Regions from separate parts of the Homo sapiens genome. Here region 2 is linked to region 1. The links are chromatin loops, found by intact Hi-C in ENCODE. Cell type or tissue: CD4-positive, alpha-beta T cell. All regions are shown on one strand. Each heading gives the region's core, and the rest is flanking DNA. Links, peaks and the distances in the headings are about the cores only. Region 1 holds the start of TMEM170A (transmembrane protein 170A). Region 2 overlaps CTRB2 (chymotrypsinogen B2).

Evidence for each region. Hi-C counts contacts between places; a loop is a spot of excess contacts. Peaks named below come from ENCODE experiments on the same cell type or tissue, not always from the same donor. Only the 100,000 strongest peaks of a DNase experiment are listed, where the experiment ranks them.
Region 2: a loop joins it to region 1, with 17 times the contacts of the local background. A loop is called at or near these places in 38 of 110 quality-filtered maps.

The regions. Positions count from the first base shown.
Region 1 is chr16:75,460,307-75,471,210 of GRCh38, reverse strand. It overlaps TMEM170A (transmembrane protein 170A), which reads left to right and starts at 6,522. Exons shown (of 3, transcript NM_145254.3): 1 at 6,522-6,743. The coding sequence starts at 6,611. RefSeq lists enhancers at 6,352-6,852, 8,042-8,091 and a silencer at 6,546-7,175. In CD4-positive, alpha-beta T cell, for the core only: CTCF peaks have their summits at 6,094 and 6,303; DNase peaks (open chromatin) are centred at 6,420, 6,770, 7,750 and 8,200; H3K4me3 peaks cover 1,871 bases; H3K27ac peaks cover 658 bases.
Region 2 is chr16:75,194,588-75,205,491 of GRCh38, reverse strand. It overlaps CTRB2 (chymotrypsinogen B2), which reads left to right. Exons shown (of 7, transcript NM_001025200.4): 5 at 1-159; 6 at 586-719; 7 at 1,170-1,389. The coding sequence ends at 1,331. Among named protein-coding and RNA genes, the nearest start is that of CTRB2, 7.1 kb to the left of the region's middle. RefSeq lists enhancers at 3,916-3,995, 5,847-6,141, 7,180-7,680. In CD4-positive, alpha-beta T cell, for the core only: CTCF peaks have their summits at 5,785 and 5,985 (motif pointing left); DNase peaks (open chromatin) are centred at 4,071 and 5,951; H3K27ac peaks cover 458 bases; H3K27me3 peaks cover 407 bases.

The DNA.
Region 1 (10,904 bases), core at 1,413-9,412:
CCTCAAGAACTCCACTCATTCATTCAACACACATTATGGGTTGAGCACCAACCAGGCACTGGGCTATTATAGGAGCTGGAGATACAGCAGGACCAAAAACAGACAAAAAGCAAAAACCCCTGCCCTAGGCTGGGTGCAGTGGTTCACACCTCTAATCTCAGCCCTTAGTGAGGCCGAGGCAGGTGGATCACCTGAGGTCAGGAGTTCAAGACCAGCCTGACCCATATGGTGAAACCCAGTCTCTACTAAAAATATAAAAATTAGCTGGGCATCGTGGCATGCACCTGTAGTCCCAGCTACTCAGGAGGCTGAGGCAGGAGAATTGCTTGAACCCGGGAGGCGGAGGTTGAATTGAGCCGAGATGGCGCCAAAGGACTCCAACCTGGGCGACAGAGCGAGACTCCATCTCAAAAACAAACAAAACAAAACAAAACAAAACAAAAACCAGCCAGGCGCAGTGGCTCACGCCTGTAATCCCAGCACTTTGGGAGGCCGAGGCAGGCAGATCATGAGGTCAGGAGTTCGAGACCAGCCTGGCCAACATGGTGAAACCCCATCTCTACTAAAAATACAAAAATTAGCCAGGCGTGGTGGTGGTGGTGCACGCTTGTAATCCCAGCTAATCAGGAGGCTGAGGCAGGAGAATCGCTTAAACCTGGGAGGCGGAGGTTGCAGTGAGCTGAGATCGCGCCACTGCACTCCAGCCTGGGCGATAGAGTGTGACTCTCTCAAACAACAACAACAACAACCCTGCCCTTCAGGAACTTGCATTCTGATGGTGGGGAGATAGCTGATGAATAAGCTTAATAAATGGCTACATTATTTAGCATATTAGAAAGTGCCAAGGATTAAAGTAGAGAAGGATCGGGGGATGAGGAATATATGTGTGTAGAGGTGTGAGTTGTAATTTTTAATGGGGTGATCAGGGTAGGTCTCAGTGAGAAAGCGACATTTGAGGAAAGTCTTACAGGAGGTGAGGGAGTATGTTAAGGGCAATCATGGGTAGCCTGTCTGGGAGCAGGAAAGAGCTAACACAAAAGCCCTAAGGAGGGGAGGCATCTGGCTTGTTGAAAGAGCAGCAAGGGGCCAGGGGGTCTGGTGTGCTGGACCGCCTCCTTGGCTTCCTTAGACAGGGCCCAGGAAACCTCCATTTTCTGAGTCCTGCAAGGCTAAATGTCTTTTTTTAACCTGTCAATTCATAAATGAACTAAAGATCGAATTCTAAATTCAAAATAATGTTTCCTAATGTAATACATAATTGATTATGTAACCCTACAATAATTGATTTCTTCCACTTTTTTTTTTTTTTTTTTTTGAGACGGAGTCTCGCTCTGTTGCCCAGGCTGGAGTGCAGTGGCGCGATCTCTGCTCACTGCAAGCTCCACCTCCCGGGTTCACGCCATTCTCCTGCCTCAGCCTCTCCGGTAGCTGGGATTACAGGCGCCCACCACCACGCCCAGCTGATTTTTTTTTTTTTTTTTTTTTTTTGAGACAGAGTCTCATTTTGTTGCCCAGACTGGAGTGCAATGGCACGATCTCGGCTCCTGCAACCTCTGCCTCCCGGGTTCAAGTAATTCTCCTGTCTCAGCCTCCCAAGTAGCTGGGATTACAGGCGCATGCCACCAGGCCCGGCTAATTTTTGTATTTTTAGTAGAGATGGGGTTTCACCATGTTGGTCAGGCTGTTCTGGAACTCCTGACCTCGTGATCTGCCTGCCTCGGCCTCCCAAAGTGCTGGGATTACAGGTGTGACCTACCACACCTGGCCCTTTTTCTTTTTTTTTTTTTTTTTTTGAGACAGAGTCTTGCTCTGTCGCCCAGGTTGGAGTGCAATGGTGCGATCTCGGCTCACCGCAACCTCCACCTCCCAGGTTCAAGCAATTCTCCTGCCTCAGCCTCCTGAGTAGCTGGGATTACAGGCACATGCCACCATGCCCGGCTAATTTTTGTATTTTTAGTAAAGACGGGGTTTCACCATGTTGGTCAGGTTGGTCTCAAACTCCTGACCTCGTGATCCACCCGCCGCAGCCTCCCAAAGTGCTGGGATTACAGGCATGAGCCACCACGCCCAGCGGTTTCTTCCACTTCTAATAGACTCTGCTAGTCTGGGAAATGTACCAAAAAGACAGCATGGTTAAAAGGTCAGTATTTCCTGACCCTTTTTATACTTCCTATTTTTATTTTAGATAGGTTTCTTGGTTGATGCAAAACGCCAATTGTAGTGGTAGGGAACTGGCAGGAGGAAGCTTCCTAAACGGAGGTTTCAAGAGAGACTTCTGTTTCTTTTTTTTTTTTTTTTTTTTTTTGAGACGGAGTCTCGCTCTGTCGCCCAGGATTGAGTGCAGTGGCGCAATCTCAGCTCACTGCAAGCTCCACCTCCTGGGTTCACACCATTCTCCTGCCTCAGCCTCCCGAGTAGTTGAGACTACAGGCACCTGCCACCACGCCCGGCTAATTTTTTTGTATTTTCAGTAGAGACGGGGTTTCACCGTGTTAGCCAGGGATGGTCTCGATCTCCTGACCTCGTGATCCGCCCGTCTCTGCCTCCCAAAGTGCTGGGATTACAGGTGTGAGCCACCACGCCCGGCCTTTTTTCTTTTTGAGATGGAGTCTGGCTTTGTTGCCCACGCTGGAGTGCAGTGGCTCCCGGGTTCAAGCAATGCTCTTACCTCAGCCTCCTGAGTAACTGGGACTACAGTCACACACCACCATTCCCAGTTAATTTTTTCTATTTTAGTAGAGATGGGGTTTCACCATGTTGCTCAGGTTGGTCTGGAACTCCTGAGCTCAGACAATTTGCCTGCTTCAGCCTCCCAAAGTGCCAGAATTACAGGTGTGAGCCACCGCGCCCGGCTCAGGAGAAAATTCTAATAAACAGTCTTGCTAATGTTCTTGAATTAAGAGGAAAATATGGGTTGGGTGTGGTGGCTTATGCCTGTAATCCCAGCACTTTGGGAGGTCGAGGTGGGTGGATCACGAAGTCAGGGGTTCGAGACCAGCCTGGCCAAGATGGCAAAACCCTGTCTCTACTAAAAATACAAAAATTAGCAGAGCATGGTGGTGGGCACCTGTAATCCCAGCTACTCAGGAGGCTGAGGCAGGAGAATTGCTTGAACCTGGGAGGCGGAGGTTGCAATGAACTGAGATCGTGCCATTGATCTCCAGCCTGGGTGACTGAGCAAGATTCTGTCTCAAACAAACAAACAAACAAACAAAAATGGAAAATATGTATTTTGCACACAATACTTTTGAGTGTAAAATAGGTTAATGACCGGGTGCAGTGGCTTACATCTGTAATCCCAGAACTTTGGGAGGCCAAGGCGGGAGGATTGCTTGAGCCCACAAGTTTGAGACCAGCCTGGGCAACATAGTGAGACCCTGTCTCTTAAAAAAATTTAAAAACAAAAAAGCTTTAAAAAAAATCATTTTCTCTGCAAATACTGAAGGTGTTGGTACATTGTCATCCAGCCTTCTTCTTCATTTGGCTACTGAACCATTTGATTCTCATTTCTTTGTAGGTGACCTATAGATTCCCTCTGTTTTAGGAATTTCTTTTTTATTTCTTTCTTTTTTTTTGAGATGGAGTTTTGCCCTTGTTGCCCAGGCTGAAGTGCAATGGCAAGATCTCGGCTCACTGCAACCTCTTCCTCCCAGGTTCAAGTGATTCCCCCGCCTCAGCCTCTTGAGTAGCTGGGATTACAGGCACCCGCCACCACGCTCGGCTAATTTTTGTATTTTTAGTAGAGACAGTCTTCACCATGTTGGCCAGGTTGGCCTCCAACTCCTGACCTGGTGATCCACCCACCTTGGCCTCCCAAAGTGTTGGGATTTCAGGCGTGAGCCACTGTGCTTGGTAGAATTTCTTATTTCTATCTTTTTCTTCTTGTTCTATTTATTTTTCTTTTCCTTTCTTTATTATGATTAATTTGGTGGAGCAACACCATTTATTTCCAGGGCCAGCATTGGATATAGCACAATTATGGAAAAAGGCTGTCAGCCACTGTCACAAAAAAATCCTACAGAATCTGAAATGCCAACAAGAAGTCTAGCTGCGCCAGAAAATACCTGTGAATCACAGGTTTTTCCATTTCAACTTATATGACAAAAAGTTTCAGCTTTAATTATTTACTAAATTCCTGAGCCATCTTTAAATTCTTGTGGGGTTTTTTGTTTGTTTATTTGTGTGTTTGTTTTTTGAGACAGGGCCTTCTTCTGTTGCCCAGGCTGGAGTACAATGGAGCAATGATAGCTCACTGCAGCCTTGACCTCTGGGGCTCAAGGGATCCTCCCACCTCAGCCTCTGGAGTTAGCTGGGACTATAGGTGTGTGCCACTACACCCGACTAATTTTTGAATTTTTAGTAGAGACAAGGTTTACCTATGTTGCCCAGGCTGGTCTCAAACTCCTGGGCTCAAGCAATCCTGCAGCCTTGGCCTCCCAAAAGTGTTGGGTTTACAGGCATGAGCCACCTTGCTTGGCAGATCGGTGAATTGGTCACTTTTTAAAAAGATTTTAAAAGGTATGATTTATGTAGCATAAAATTCATTTATTTTAACTGTACAATTCAATGATTTTTAAAGAAGTTTTCAGGCTGGGCACGGTGGCTCACGCCTGTAATCCCAGCACTTTGGGAGGCCAAGGTAGATGGATCACCTGACGTCAGGAGTTTGAGACAAACCTGACCAATATGGTGAAATTCCATCTCTGCTAAAAATACAAAAATTACCTGGGCATGGTGGCACGGAGCTATAATCCCAGCTACTTGGGAGGCTGAGGCAGGAGAATTGCTTGAACCCGGGAGGCGAAGGTTGCAGTGAGCCGAGATTGCGCCACTACACTCCACTCCACTCCAGCCTGGACGACAGAAAAAGACTGCGTCTCAAAAAAAAAAAAAAAAAAAAAAAAAAAAAAAAAAAATTTACCAGTCAGGTGCAGTGGCTCACGCCTGTAATCCCAGCACTTTGGGAGGCCAAGGCAGGTGGATCGCTTGAGGTCAGGAACGAGACCAACATGGATAACATGGCAAAACCCTATCTCTACTCAAAATACAAAAATTAGCTGGGCCTGGTGGCACGCGCCTGGAATCCCAGCTACTGGGGAGGCTGAGGCAGGAGAATCGCTTGAACCAGGGAGGCGGAGGTTGCGGTGAGCTGAGATTTCGCCACTGCACTCCAGCCTGGGCAACAAAGTGAGACTCTGTCTCAAAACAAACCAACCAACCAAACAAAAACATTATTATTCGTCACAAGCCTCTTCATCACCTGGAACCTTGTGGACATTACTTATCCTTGGTAACTTCCCTTCCAGAACACTATTGTTAATGGCTGCTATGGTCTGAACGTGTTCCCCCAAATTCATGTCCTGAAACTTCGTGGGAATGCGATAGTACTGAGAGGAGGGGCCTTTAGGAGACGATTAAGTCAGAAGAGTGGAGCCCCCGTTATGGGATTAGGACCCTTATAAAAGGGATTTGGAGAGTGGGCTCCCTTTGTTACCGTGTGAGGACGCCCGGGCGGTGCTATCAGTGAGGAACGGGCCGTCCTTAGACATGGAACCTGCTGCGACCTTGATCTTGGACCTCCCAGCTTCCAGAACTGTGAGAAAATAAATTTCTGTTCTTAATAAATTGCCCACTCTCAGGTACTTTGTTACAGCAGTGCAAACAAACTGAACATTAGCTTATTCCTTTTTACGATTTCTCTGCCTTCATTTTAACAGGCTTTCTGAAGGGAGGTGAGACAAAAATGTGTGATCCACGAGGACAGGAAATCGAGACCATCCTGGCTAACACGATGAAATCCCGCCTCTACTAAAAATACAAAAAATTAGCCGGGCGTGGTGGCGGGCGCCTGTAGTCCCAGCTACTCGGGAGGCTGAGGCAGGAGAATGGTGTGAACCCGGGAGGCAGAGCTTGCAGTGAGCAGAGATCGCGCGGCCGCACTCCAGCCTGGGTCACAGAGGGAGACTCCGTCTCAAAAAAAAGAAAAAAGTGTGATCTAATTTTATTGCTCTGAACCGAATCTCTGTACATTTTATTTTATTTAAAACTAAGTCGAGCTCTATAGAGGCTACATAGCCTCCCTCCCATTCTGGTCCCACACCAGACTTTGCATGGGCTCTTTCTACTATCAGCTTTAAATAGAGAACGTTCTTGTTCTGTTCATGAAGGTTTCATAAATGCTGGAGTCCAGTCATAACTAGAACTTTACATATCCGTTCCATCACTGTATTTTTCCAGATCCCTGGTAACTCCATAGCGCGGCTCTGTTGGGGCGCATGCAATTCCCTACTTTCTCACAGGGGGCGCTGCAGAGAAGGGCAGAGCAGAGCGCGCGGTCCCAGAGCGCGCCGTCCAGGAGGGGGCGCGTCCGTGGGGCTGTGTCTCTGCGAGCCCTGCGCAACGTTGGGGGCGGGAACAACCCTGGCCCTGCGCCCGAGCGCTGCGGCGCCTTGTGATTGGAGGAGGCAACGGTCACTTGGCAGCGCCGTTGGGATTGGGGGAAGAGGACCCCGGCTGGAGGTGACGCTGAGGCGGCGAGGGTGAGTCGGCGCCGGCCGCTACCGCACTTCGGGCGCTCGTCCCTCATTTCTCTGTGGTGAATGGCGACGGGATGGAGCGCGAGGGGAGCGGCGGCAGCGGCGGGTCGGCCGGGCTCCTGCAGCAGATCCTGAGCCTGAAGGTTGTGCCGCGGGTGGGCAACGGGACCCTGTGCCCCAACTCTACTTCCCTCTGCTCCTTCCCAGGTACGGCCCGCCCCGCGCCTGCGCACTGCGCGCCCCGCCGTCGCCGCTGCCGTGCTGTGGGCGCCCCGAGTCTGGGCGGGGTCCCGGGTGCGCAGCCTGCTGGCGGCGTGGGCGCTGTCCTCCGGGAGGGGGGCCGTGCTGCTCGCCCGGAGCCCCTTTCCCCATCACTTCTTCGGCGGTCCCTGAGGCGGAGCCCCGGAGTCCCGCTGGGCGTGAGATGCAGAGAGCGGCCGCAGGTGGGCCCGGGGCTGGAGGGCGCTCGGCCGCCACCCGAGCGGGTCTTGGCCTTGAGCTTCCGAGCGCCTCAGGTTCAGAGCTGCACCCCACGAGCCCGGGAGGCTGTGGTCCCCGCCCTGCCTGGGTTGCCCCACGGCGCCCGGCCTCCTTCGAGGGGTCTCGGAGCGGCCCGGCCGCGCTGAGGAGTCAGAGCTCGCGCTCCCCTTGCCCCGGGGCTGCAGCCCGGCCCCTCCGCGCAGGCGCTCGTTCGCTGATCGCGGGCGCCTGGGGCTAAATCCTCCCCCTCCGAGACCCGCTCCGCTTTCTAGGAATCTTTCCCAGACCTGGTGCCACCTGTTGCTGGGTCTCCCACTAAGCCTTCGAGATCTTTGGCACAGCTTCCTTTGAACTCTTCCTCCCCGCTGCGGCTTGAGCTGGGCCTGCTAGGAGGGTTGCTCAGAATTCTAATGCCAGGAAGAGCGCTCCGTGCCCTGAAAGCTGGAGGGAGGAGAGAGGACTTCACTTGGGAAGGAGGAGAAAAGCTTTGAGGGGAGGCACAGTTATTTGTGTGGTCCTTGAAAGGCAAGAAGACTAGAGCCCGTGGCCCTGGAAGGGGAGGTGGGGCTCCCAGCAGAGGGGACTGAGGTCTTCATAAACAATGAGGGACCAGAGCAGAGGGAAGGAGGACGAGATTCCAGACTCTAGTTCCAAACAAGGCACCTGTGATTTCTCATCCCCTGGGCAGCGACTGCCAGGCGCCGTTCAGCGGACACCTGGGACTTGCAGTGTTATGTGCCCAGGGATTTTCCCGGACGGGATTGTGAAGTAGCGGGTAAGGTCATCAGGCAGGTTGGGGTCAGATGCAGATGTTCGCTTGTGGTCATTCCTGAAATGAGAATCTGGCAGCTCACGTTATTTCAGAAGGTGCTAGGATCACTTTTGACAGTGATATCAAAAAATTGATGGTATTCTGGTGACCCTGTGTGATACATGAAATGTTCGTGCAATCTGGAGGCACTACTGGGACCAGATTAATCTTTGTTTCCTTAATTTTCCCCTTTCCTGAAAAATGTCAAGCCTGCCAAACAGTTGAGAGAACAGTATAACAAATACCCATGTACCCTTTACTTAGACTCAGTAATATTTTGATTCTTTGGCTTTCTGTTTCTCTTTCTCTCTCTCTGCTCTCTTTCTCTCTCTCTATATATATAACCACATGTATTACATACGTATCACACTTAGATGTAGGTCACATGTCCCATTTCAACTCGAGTCATTCAATAGGAAGTTGCAGAAGTCATAACACTTGCTTGATGCCTGATAATCTTAACATGTATCTTCTAAAAACCATTTTCTATCCATGAAACCATATCACATCCAAGAAACTGAACATCATAGAATAATGTTACCTAATGTGTGGGCCTTGTTTACATTTCCCCAATTGTCCACATAGATTTTTTTCCTTAAAAAAATATATATATTCCATGATCTAAGGTTCACACATTGCATTAAGTTGTCCGTCTCTTTAGTTTCATTTAGCTAAAACAGTTACTTCCTTGTTTGAATTTTTTAAGATGGACATTTTGGAAGAGTCCATGTGAATTGTTGTATAGACTGTTTTACAATCTAGGTTCATTAGATGGTCTTCATGATTAGATTTAGATTAAACATTTTTGGTCAGAACGCTACCTACCTAGGTGACGTCCACTCACCAGTACATCACATCAAGAGACACTGAATGTCAGCCTGGCTCAGTGGCTCACACCTGTAATCCCAGCACTTTGGGAGGCTGAGGCAGGCGTATCACCTGAAGTCAGGAGTTCAAGACCAGCCTGGCCAACATGGCAAAACCTTGTCTCTACTAAAAAGTCAGGCGTAGTGGTGTGTGCCTGTAATCCCAGCTACTGGGGAGGCTGAGGCACGAGAATCTCTTGAACCCAGGAGGCAGAGGTTGCAGTGAGCCAAGATTGCGCCACTGCACTTTAGCCTGGGTGACAGAGCGAGGCTTTGTCTCAACAAAAAAAGAGACATTGAATGTCAATTTGTATCTTCATTGATAATACTAAGTTTGATCATTTGGTGAAGATGGTGTCTATGAAAACTCTACTGTAAGGGTATCTGCATCCTCTCTTTACTACCAAGTTTGATCATTTGGTGAAGATGATGTCTATCAGAACTCTCTACTGTAAGGGTTCCTGCATCCTCTGTTAATTAAACGTCATATGTAGGGTCATAAGTTGGAACTGAATAGTCTGTTGAGTCTCTGGCTTTTAGTTCCCTTTCATTAAGAAAAGATTGAGATAAGTGGATTTGGGATAGGTTTAATACATCACAGTAGGTAATCTGTAGCCATGTGAATTGTTTTACTTTCAGAACTTTTTTCTGAAAATATTAAACTTCAGTATGTTCTTGAGTTTATGATTACTGTTATGGGTATGTAACTTGTGATGTCGATTACCAGAGATCGTTTATTCAGTAAGTATACATTTGGCCAAGTGCCAACTCTGGTCTGGTGTTATGAGCAGGTATGAGGCATAGCCCTTGACCCCAAGTAGATCAGAATTTGGTAGTAAACACATAACCTCCCTGCTGTGTCTCATCTTTGGCAGGAATAATGGGTGTAATAAATACATGAAGTTATATCCTATTTGAGACACCAAAATCTGCTTAACAGGAGTTGCATTCATTGTCCTGAATCTGTTGTATTGATATTTTGGCCCCACAGAAAAGGTTACTTGCAGTGTATGCCAACTCATTATGGCAGAATCATTGTTCTGAAGTATTCTGACATATTTATGTATACCAGGAAGTACTGAATTGATTTTTTCTTTATTACCTGTATTTGCAGTTTAGCCATTTACCTACGGAGGGTTAGGTAGACATCTAAATGACTAAATTGGCCGGTTGCCGTGGCTCACGCCTGTAATCCCAGCACTTTGGGAGGCCGAAGCGGGCGGATCATCTAAGGTCAGGAGTTCAAGACTAGCCTGGCCAACGTGGTGACACCCCATCTCTACTAAAAATACAAAAATTTGCGGGGCGTGGTGGTGCATGCCTGTAATTCCAGCTACTCGGGAGGCTGAGGCAGGAGAATCGCTTGAACCTGGGAGGGGGAGGTTGCAGTGAGCTGACATCATGCCACTGCACTCCAGCCTGGGCCACAGAGCGAGACTGTCTCAAAAATAAATAAATGAGTATAAGTAAATGGCTAAACTGCAAATGCAGTTTAAAATTTTTTCCTTTATTGTTGTCATTTTTAACAAACCTCAAAACCAAGAAACTGAGATCTTTATCTTGTATCAAGAATGACATTCATCTTCAGAAGATACAGATTTCACTAAATCAGTGTCAAATTAGATCTAGTGATAATTAAAAACCCAGTAATGTTTTTGTGTCATCCTTGCAGGAATCAAGACTGGTCACACTTGGACCAGTCATTTATTCATTCACTCAAAAAATATTTGCTCAGTGTTGATTGTGTGCCTGTTGTTTTCTAGGCACCAAGTCAAGATGCCATAGTAACAAAGCAAAGCCCCTTCCCACGTGGAACTTTCATTCCAATGGGGAGAGAGAAAAACAAAACAGCTGGTGGTGAGGGGCCTGGGAAGGGGCAGGGCCTGTGTGGTGGGGGTGGATTGCTGTTTGCTGTAAAGTGATGGGGAGGCCCTGGATGGTGATGATATTGGAGTCAAAATCTGAAGAAAGTGAGTAATGAGCCAACAGCTACTTGGGGAAGAGCATGTGTTCTAGGCCAGGGAGCAGCAGATTCAGAGGCCCTGAAACAGGAGCTTGCAGAAGAAACACTGAGGAGCCCAGGGTGCCTGGAGGGACTGTGTCGGCAACGCACAGAGGAGGAGGGGAGGGTAGATCCTGGAGGGCTCTACTGGGGAATTTTGAACAGAGATGGGATGATTCTGACTTTTTAAAAAAGTGTACAATCCAGTG
Region 2 (10,904 bases), core at 1,781-9,780, 270 kb after region 1:
GCATTCTGACCGTGAACAATGACATCACCCTGCTGAAGCTGGCCACACCTGCCCGCTTCTCCCAGACAGTGTCCGCCGTGTGCCTGCCCAGCGCCGACGACGACTTCCCCGCGGGGACACTGTGTGCCACCACAGGCTGGGGCAAGACCAAGTACAACGGTGAGGGGCCGCGGGGCTGCCTCTGGGGTCTGGGCTGCCTGGCCGTGGAGTCCCCCCGTGACCGTTTGGCTCTAAATTCCAACACGCTCCTAACTGCCCGTTCGTTATTGAAAATCTTCTGAATTTAAAATCCCCCAAATGCAAATAAAATCCAGGTCGGATCATGAGGAGCCTGCACAGGGAGCTTCTGAGCAGCGCCCGGCCGGGTGAGCCCTGCCCTGGCTGACCTGCCTGGAGTCGCAGCGTGGGGCTCCCACCCGGGCAGGGCCGAGGCCCCCTTGTCCCACAGGCGCTTCTGAGGCTCCAGGGGCCGTACCCAACATCGTGGTGATGGTGCAGGGTAGGGCAGGCGTGTCGGCCCCGGGTCTCTCCCTCCACTCTTGGCTGAGTGAGCCCAGGGGCCCTGACCCTCCTCCTGTCCTGCAGCCAACAAGACCCCTGACAAGCTGCAGCAGGCAGCCCTGCCCCTCCTGTCCAATGCCGAATGCAAGAAGTCCTGGGGCAGGAGGATCACCGACGTGATGATCTGTGCCGGGGCCAGTGGCGTCTCCTCCTGCATGGTGAGGCTGGCCCTGCCCAGGCCCTGGCCAGGCGAGCGGGGTGCAGGGGAGGTCTGGGCTTTCCACCCCTCTCTGCTCTCATCTACTAACCCCACACCCTCCTGGGGCCCAGTGAGGGCCAGGCCTTGGGGTCACAGCCGCCCATGAGGGTTCCTCCAGGCCATGCAGCTGAGGCTGCCCCTGGGGACTTCCTTGCAGCCCTGTGAGCTGGAGGTTTGGAGAGATGGATGGTGCCCCGGCTTAGAGAGGGAAGCCACCTGCCCCAGCTCCCTCCAAGAGTGCATGGCAGAGTGGGGGCTGCCATGTGAACCCAGATCTCAGGACCCCGGCACAGCCCCTATGCCCATGCTTACCATTTCTCCGCACCCCTCCCTAGACTCCACCAGGTCAGGGTCCCCTAGGCCCTGGCACCCCTTTCAGGCCTAGAGATACTTCCTCTCCTTCCTGCAGGGTGACTCTGGAGGCCCCCTGGTCTGCCAGAAGGACGGAGCCTGGACCCTGGTGGGCATTGTGTCCTGGGGCAGCCGCACCTGCTCTACCACCACGCCCGCTGTGTACGCCCGTGTCGCCAAGCTCATACCCTGGGTGCAGAAGATCCTGGCCGCCAACTGAGCCCGCAGCTCCTGCCACCCCTGCCTTAAGATTTCCCATTAAATGCATCTGTTTAGAAGCCCTGACTGCACTGCCTGTGTCTGTGTGGCCCAGGGGAGGTGGGCTTGAAGTTGTCCTTGTCACCCACAAAGGGGCAGCACTACCGTTCCCTTTCCAGGCTGCAGTTAATGTTGGCAACCCAGCCTTCTCAGGAAGCTGAGGTCTTCATATCTCTTGCCTGCTCACGGCTCCACCCTGGGTTTAGAATTTAGGCCCTACCTGCTGAAGCTAGCTTGACCCGTGGGGCTTTCTGGAAGGCAGCAGTCCTTGGCCAGGCTCTGCAATCCATAGCCCCCTGGAGTTGTCACTGGGACCACTGCTGACCCACACACTCCAGGTGCCTTTCTCTGCCTTTAGTCCCCCATGTCCAGTGCTCAGGAATGTGCATGCAAGCATCACCCCCTCCCCCGTCAGACCCCAGCCCCTCACACCTTCTGCATCCACTGCTGGGAGCTGGCGCCACTGTCCTCTCAGCTCCCACACTCTTCCCCGCCTCCCTCTCTGCATTTTCTGTGACCCTGCAGTTAGACTTTTTTTTTTTTTTTTTTTTTTTTTTTTGAGACAGAGTCTTGTTCTGCTGCCTAGGCTGGAGTGCAGTGACATCTTGGCTCACGGCAACCTCTGCCTCCTGGGTTCAAGCCATTCTTCTGCCTCAGCCTCTCAAGTAACTGGGATTATAGGCACTCACTACCACGCCCGGCTAATTGTTGTATTTTCAGTAGAGATGGGGTTTCACTATGTTGTTCAGACTGGTCTCAAATTCCTGACCTCAGGTGATCTGCCTGCCTCGGCCTCCGAAAGTGCTGGGATCATAGGCATGAGCCACCGCGCTCGGCCTCTGCAGTTAGATCTTGAGGCTTCCTCACGCTCAGCTTCCATCACTTCGGCCAGGCCATGGAGGGGGCCGGTTCCTTTCCCAGGATGTGTCCGGATTGGCGGTCTCTCTCTCTCTGGAAACTTTTAGTCTTTCCTTTAATGCAGTGAAAATTTTGTTGGAGAAAATTCTCCTGTTGTTCCACTGTCTGAAAAGATATTTATTCATTTTGATCTTGTAAAAGTTGCCTGTCACTCTGAAAAATAATTTTTGTTGAGACGTGCATGTGGGTATGTACATGGATATTTGGACTTGGAAGGTGTTTCAGTGTCTCCTGGCTTCTGTTGATTCGTGGAGAAGTCAGTGATTTACTGTTGCTTTTTAAAAAGGTTTAATGGATTTTCTTTGGATGCTTTTAAGATTTTACCTTTGATTTTCGTTGGTTTACCAAGATGCTTAGTTTCTTAGTTTCCTTGACTCAGCCTGCATGGGGTTCTTAGACAGTCTTTTTTAGAGTCTTGCTTTCTTGCCCAGGCAGGAGTGCAGAGGTTCGCTCTCAGCTCACTGTAACATCCATCTCTCAGGTTCAAGTGAGTCTCGTGTCTCGGCCTCCCAGGTAGCTTGGAGTACAGGCCTATGCTACCATGCCCGGCTAACTTATTTTATTATTTTTTTTTTGAGATGGAGTTTTGCTCTTGTTGCCCAGGCTGGAGTGCAATGGCGCTTTCTCGGCTCACTGCAACCTCCACCTCCTGGGTTCAAGAGATTCTCCTGCTTTAGCCTCTTCAGTAGCTGGCATTGTAGGCGTGAGCCCCCACACCCAGCTATTTTTTGTATTTTTAGTAGAGAGGAGGTTTCACCATGTTGGTCAGGTTGGTCTCAAACTCCTGACCTCAGGTGATCCACCCGCCTCGGCGTCCTCAAGTGCTGGGATTAGGCGTGAGCCACCGCGCCCAGCCTCTGAGTGCTTTTTATCATGAAGGGTGTTGGATCTTGTCAAAGGCCTTTTCTGCATCAATTTAAGTGATCACGTGATTTTCCCCTTTCATTCAATTAATGCATATTACGCTGATGGATTTTCTTGTTATTTCCTATAGCGCTTGGCATGCTGGGATAACTCCCACTTCATCATGGTGTATAATCCTTTTAATATGCTGTCGGGTTCAGTTTGCTAGTACTTTATTGAAGGTTTTTGCATCTATATTCATGAGAGATACTGGTTGGTAATTTTCTTCTGATGTTTTTATCTGGCTTTTGTATCAGGGTAATGCTGGCTTCCTAATCTGTATGTATCCATTTGTGATTTTTTAACATCACAAATTTAGATACTCAGCTCAGTAATTTTCAGTGTGTTCTTTTCTCATAAAAGTATTTCAGGAGGCAAGCTTTCCTCCAAACACTGCTTTCATTGTATTTTTTTTTTTTTTTTTTTTGAGATGGAGTCTTGCTCTTATGCTCAGACTAGAATGCAGTGGCATGATTTCTGCTCACTGCAACCTCTCCTGAGTTCAAGTGATTCTCCCTCCTCAGCCTCCCAAATAGCTGGGATTACAGGTGTCCACCACCATGCCTGGCTAATTTTTGTATTTTTAGTAAGAACAGGGTTTCACCATGTTGGCCAGGCTGGTCTCAAACTCCTGACCTCAACTGATCCACCTACCTCGGCTTCCTAAAGTGCTGAGATTACAGGTGTGAGCCACCACACCTGGCCTTTTTTATTGCAATTTGATACACACTTTATAGTTCTAAGTCTTTTTCATTTCCTCCCCTGTACAGTGCCTCGGCATGACCCACTTTATCCTGAGGGCACCTGCAGGCCAGGGGCAGGCACCCATTGCCCCAAAGCCCTGGAGCTGGGTCGGAAGCAGAGCAGAACCCTGGTGCTCACTTCCTGTTTTTTCCTTGCACAGCCGAGTTCACAGCCTTCTGCCTTGGGCCACAGCTCTAGCCTCCCCACGTAACCACAGGTTCCGATCTTTGCTTCTTCTCCCAGGTCTTCCTGTCTCTTGATGTTTCCCTCTAAAGATCCATCATGGGCTGGGAATGGTGGCTTACGCCTGTAATCCTAGCACTTTTGGGGGCCGAGGAGGGCAGATCATGAGGTCAGGAAATTGAGACCATCCTGGCCAACATGGTGAAACCCCATTGCTATTAAAATACAAAAATTAGCCAGGTGTGGTAGTGGGTGTCTGTAGTCCCAGCTACTCAGGAGGCTGAGGCAGGAGAATCGCTTGAACCCAGGAGGCAGAGGTTGCAGTGAGGCGAGATCTTGCCACTGCACTCCAGCCTGGTGACAGAGTGAGACTCCATCTAAAAAAAATCTATCATGGCTGGTCCTGGGGGGCAGCCAACATTCCACACTAACCCGGCATCTTGGCAGGAATGGAATGGGCTCCCTCCTGCATTTTCTACTTCACTGGCTTTCCTAATACCTTTCTCTGCCCGTGCACTGTCAGCCGTTCTGATGATGCGTCTAATAGGTTGGAATTAAGGTTATAGATGGAATTTAATTATAAGGACATGAAGAGAAATTAACTTGGAGAATGGATGTGTGAAGAGGGGAAAAGCAAAATGAGAGAGAGCTTGGGCACAGGAGTGGGATCCAAAGTCGACTATTAAAAATAGTATCAAGCCGGCCGGGCGCAGGGGCTCACACCTGTAATCCCAGCACTTTGGGAGGCAGAGGCAGGCGGATCATCTGAGGTCAGGAGTTCGAGTCCAGCCTGGCCAACATGGTGAAACCCCCATCTCTACCAAAAATACAAAAATTAGCCAGGCGTGGTGGCACATGCCTGTAATCCCAGCTACGCAGGAGGCAGAGGCACAAGAATTGCTTGAACCCAGGAGGCAAGAGGTTGCAATGAGCCAAGATGGTGCCACTGCACTCTTGCCTGGGCAACAGAGTGAGACTGTCTCAAAAAAAAAAAAAAAAGCAGAGGCGGGTGGATTGTTTGAGGCCAGGAGTTTGAGACTAGCCTGGGCAACATAGTGAGACTCCTTTAAAAAAAAGAAAAAGTAGCTGGGTGCAGCGGGTGGCACCTGTAATGTGCTGCTCAGGAGGCTGGGGCATGAGGATCACTTGAGCCCAGGAGTTCGAGGCTGCAGTGAGCTATGATCACACCACTGCACTGCAGCATGGGTGACAGAGCAAGACCCTGTCACCCTGTCTTTCTCTGTGTGTGTGTGTGTGTATTTTTTTTTCTTTTTTTGAGATGGAGTCTTACTCTGTTGCCCAGGCTGGAGTGCAGTGGTGCAATCTCAGCTCACTGCAACCTCTTCCTCCCAGGTTCAAGCAATTCTCCTGCCTCAGCCTCCTGAGTTGCTGGGATTACAGGTGCATGCCACCATGCCCAGCTAATTTTTGTATTTTTAGTGGAGACATGTATTTCACCATGTTGGTCAAGCTGGTCTCGAACTCCTGACCTCAGGCGATCCACCCACCTCGGCCTCCCAAAGTGCTGGGATTACAGGTGTGAGCCACCGCGCTGGGTGTCTCTATATATAATTAGAGCCACCGCGCCCAGTCTCTCTCTATATAATTAAGAGCCAGGTTTCTTAAGGAAACTCCCAGCTCAGTGAGGGAGAACTGCTCTTAAACACAGAGGAAATTACATGTATTTTATTATGTCAACAACCATCTACATACAAATAAATGTGAGGCGTAAGTAATATAAAAATGGAATAGCAAGCACAAACCTGGCTAAGGGACTTTTTCACTTGCTGGTGAAATCTGCGTCTGTCCCCCGCTCCACCCACCGGCCTCCCAAGAGTCTGAAAACCACCCGGTATAAGGCTGCCACCTGGTGGCCAATATGAAAACTGCATATAGCTATGCCTTACTGTTCCTAACCCAGCGTTGTTTCAAAGAAATACAAAAGAAATACAAGGCGAGCCAAATGGATGATTTTAAATTTTCTGGTAGCCCTACTGAAAAAGTAAAAAGAGGCCGGGCACGGTGGCTCACGCCTGTAATCCCAGCACCTTTGGGAGGCTGAGGCGGGCGGATCGCTTGAGCCCAGGAGTTCGAGACCAGTCTGGGCAACATAGTGAGACCCTCTTCTCTACAAAAAAAAAATGCAAAAATTAGCTGGGTGTGGTGGTGAGACCCTGTCTCTTAAAAAAAAAAAAAAAAAAAAGAGGGACTGGCGCGGTGGCTCACGCCTGTAATCCCAGCACTTTAGGGGGCCGAGACAGGCGGATCACGAGGTCAGGAGATGAGACCATCCTGGCTAACACGATGAAACCACGATGAAACCCCGTCTCTACTAAAAATACAAAACAATTAGCCGGGTGTGGTGGCGGGCACCTGTAGTCCCAGCTACTCAGGAGGCGGAGGCAGGAGAATAGCATGAACCCGGGAGGCGGAGCTTACAGTGAGCTGAGATCTCGCCACTGCACTCCAGCCTGGGCGACAGAGCAAGACTCCGTCTCAAAAAAAAAAAAAAAAGAAAAAAGAATTTTAATAATATATTTTATTTAACCCAATATATCTACATATTTCAACATGTAATCAGTATTTTAAAATTATTAATGATATATTTTACACTCTTACACTCTTTCAAACCTAGTGTGTAATTTGCACTTCCATCACATCTCCACCTGGATGCTACATTTTCATGAGAAATACTCGATCTGCATTTACATCTTGTAAAACTTACAGTTGAAAAGGTAGACTCACACCCAAATTGTCCCAAATATGCTTAAAAGCTTCCAATTATGTGTTATATTGACAAGTACAGTTAAGCAAAAGGCTGAGTTTAATCAGGGGTCGCACTTGATTTAATCTCAGCTTAAAAACAGATTCCTCCTCGGGCGGGGGTTCCCCCACCCTTGGTCTGAGTTAGACCACGTTAAACAGTGCACGCGCCTCTCCCCGCCCATCGGGTGATCTGGCTTTCTACTAACAGAAACGTCTGGAGCAGTCGCAAGAGAATCCTGTCTCGGACCAGCCTGCATCTGTACCTAATCTAGTGGTTGCGTGATTAGCCACCCAGATTCCCTCCAGGACTGCAGGCCGACCTCCCCACGCGCTGCTGTGGACAGCAGACAGTCCGCAGCTGCCGTCCTCTTTGGGAGTTTCCTCAGCTGAAGAGCATCATCTTGACCTCGGGTCCTGCCTCCTTTCTGGGCAGCTGCATCCAGTGATTGGTCAGTAGGGTTTTTTAAAGGTCCAGTCTTTTCACCCAAACTTGGGACGATGTTGAGGCTCTATCTTCCTCTGCCCAACATTGCTCTTTCCCTACCCCTACGAGTCTTCGGTTCCAAAGGTATTGCTCCTGGGGTACCAGTAAACTTCTGTGTGGTCATCTTTATCTCAGAGTCTACTTCCTGTGGGGAGCTCCAGCTATGATCGTGTGTGCCGGGAGTGAGCTGCAAAATGCGGATGCTGAGGTGGGATTCTGGAGCTGGACTGCTGACTACCAGGCTGGCAGTGAGGACCTCTTCATGGTTGGTAGAGGAAGCGTAGATAGGTCGGGCACACGGTAGCAATGAGGTTGTGAAAGCTTCCACTGCTGATGAAATGCAATGGTATTCTGGGGAACACTATCCACTAGTGGGTGCCCTGTGTCAGGAGTTTGAGGTATGAGGGGAGAGAATACCTATAGAACGTAGGGCCAGGAGCAGCGGCTCGCGCCTGCAATCCCAGCACTTTGGGAGGCTGAGGTAAGAGAATTGCTGGAGCCTAAGAGTTCAAGACCAGCTTGGGCAACATAGCAAGACCCACGTCCCCATAAAAAATAAAAATTAGCCAGGTGTGGTGGTGTAGTCCCTGCTACTTGGGAGGCTGAGGCAGAAGGATCTCTTGAGCCTGGGAGGTCGAGGTTGCAGTGAGCTGTGATGATGCCGCTGCACTTCAGCCTGGGTGACAGAGCAAGACCCTGTCTCACAAACCCAAAAACCACAGTTAAACTAGGTGGTTGCTGCTAAACACAAAGACTTTGGGAAATGACAAAAGCTGAGAATGATTAACAGGCAATTAACAGCTAAGGGTGAAAGCCACCTTAGGAACACATAAAGAGGTTTTTATCTCTTGCAGCTGCAAGGTAGAGAAAGCTGAGGACTAGACCCAGGATTTAGTTGTAAGATCAGCCAAGCTCCCAAGAAGGTTAAATGCTCCACCTAGACAGGCTGCTGTGCCAGATGCAGGGCTCTGATGCATGAGATGCAGACATCTGGGTTGATGTACTCCCAAAACCTCAAATCCCCCGAGCCCGTAAGCCCGGAGTGCACAGAAGTGGCCCCACTCTTCCCACCGGGGCGAGAGTACCTTCCTCACAGGAGACGGAGGCTTCCCTCCTGCAGGACATTAACCCCAGCATCTCTCTCCTTTCCAGTCCTGGCCATGATGGCACCAGGCCTGGTAAGAGAGGAAAAGGACCTTGTACCAAGGGAGCTGCAGAATGGAGCCAAAAAGCGCTTGCAGGGACGGGGCACACGTGATGAGAACTGGGTGCTGAGAGAGCTGAACCAAGGGGAAAGCCCATGAAGCTGGAGAAAGGTGGGGGTATCAGTTCGGGAGGACTCTCCTAGGATACAGGACTTAATGCCTTGCTCAGGACCCTAGGGAATGGGCCACCGTGCTGCCGGATGGCTCCTAGAAGCAGGCAGAAGGCAGAGCACACTAAGCAAAGGAGAGGTGCTGGCGCTGCTATAAGATGGTGGAAAGAGGCGTTAAAAGGCTCAGAGGTGGGCAGTTGTGTGGACAAGCCCTGTGAGGCAGAACGCCCATGGGAAGGCCCGGAAGATTCATTCGTCTACGAAAGCAGGAATGTGACCATGCTGGTGAGAGGGCAGGCACAGCTAAGCTCATGGGGTGCTCCCCTCTAGAAGTCAGGGAGAAGGTGGGAGATGCTGCTATGGAACAGGCTGCTGGGCAGTGAGGGTGCTGGGAGCCTGAGATCATAAGACCAGGCAATGCCGACAGCTGGGGGCCTGCCCTGTGGCCCTATGGAGATGCCTAAGAGTTGGTCACACGGGCAAAACCAATGGCATTGCTCAAACTGTGCAAGCAGAGTCATGATGGGTGACGGGGGCTGGGTGGCCTCCATGAAACCATCTGGCTTTCTGTGGCACCGGAAGTTTGTCTCGGGCTGCTTTTCCCTTGACCTGAGGCTGGTGCTGCCCCTGTGTGCTCCCACAGGGCACCTGAGCTTCCTCTGTTGGAAACTAATTACTCCCAGTTGGACTCATCTGTTCACCCGACAGTCTTCAAGCTCGATGGTGGGCTTCGAGGCAGGAGCTGTTTCTCAGTGTCTCGTGAAGCAATAAGCTTAATCGCCCACAGGGCTTCTCCGAGTGCGAGCACCTGGGGAACCTTGTTAGCAATGCAGATTCCCAGGCTCCACGCCAGCGTACAGATTCAGAAATGGCATGGACAGGGCCCGGCCTTTAGTGTATTATACCTTCCAGGTGATTCTGATGCATGCTCAAGTGTAAGAATCTGATACACAGGAGTTCAGCAGCTGCTGGGAGAATGAGTCCCCGGGGTAGAGGGATGGGAAGGATATATTAAAAAAGAGAGGAGGTTAAGAGAAACGTCACCTCATTTTTGACCAGTAGTGGGGAAGTATTAGCTCAGGGAAGGCAGCACAGCTGTGAAGCTGTGTCACATCTGAAGACTGCTCCCTGGTAGGAGTCGGAATGCTGCCATGGAACATGCCAGAAGGTAGGAAATACAGTATCCGTTAAAGACCTTAGGTTTTAGGATCTGCAACTCTGGGTCCAAATCCTTTCTCTGCCATGGACCTGTCCCCATTCTATCCATTCCTGCTTCGCAGCCCCACCGAGGTCTGGGCTGTCTTTACCTTGGGCAAATCTTTCATTTTTTTTTCCAGAGACAGCGTCTTGCTCTGTTACCCAGGCTGGAGTACAGTGGTGCTATCATAGCTCACTGCAGCCTCAAACTCCTGGGCTCAAGCAATCCTCCCATCTCAGCCTCCTGAGTAGTTGGAACTCCGTGCACACACCACCATGCCTAGCTAGTTTTTCTGTTAAACTTTTTCTGAAGAGATGGGGTCTGGCGATGTTGCCCAGGCTGGACTAGAACTCCTGGCCCCAAGTAATCCTGGTGCCCCAGCCTCCAAAATTGCTGGGATTATAGGTATGACCCACTGTGCCCAGTCCACCTGTGTCTTTATATTTAAAATGACTCTTGTACTACATATAATTTGGCTTTGCCTTTGAATCTTTATCCCTTTGACAATTTCTGCGTTTTATTATGGTTGTTTTAGGTCTACCATTTTACTCTTCACTTTGTTCTCCCACTCCCTCCCCTATTTTGGCTCCTCTTCTTTCTTGCCCTCTTTTGTGTTAAAAATACTTTTTTTTGAGAGAAGTCTTGCTCTGTCACCCAGGCTGGAGTGTAGTGGCATGATCTTGGCTCACTGCAACCTCCGCCTCCTAGGTTCAAGCAATTCTCCTGCCTCAGCCTTCTGAGTAGCTGAAATGACAGGCACCCACCACCACTCCCAGCTAATTTTTGTATTTTTAGTAGAGATGGGGTTTCATGTTGGCCAGGCTGGTCTTGAACTCCTGACCTCAAGTGATCTGCCTGCCTGTCTCGGCCTCCCGAAGTGCTGGGATTGCAGGTGTGAGCCACTGCACTGGGCCTAAAAATGTTTGATTTCAGTTTTAATTTATCTACTAGTGTTTTGGATATACTGTTCCTTTTTTTCTTCAGTGGTTGCTCTAATACAGCCTTAACTTCTCGTATTCTTAGT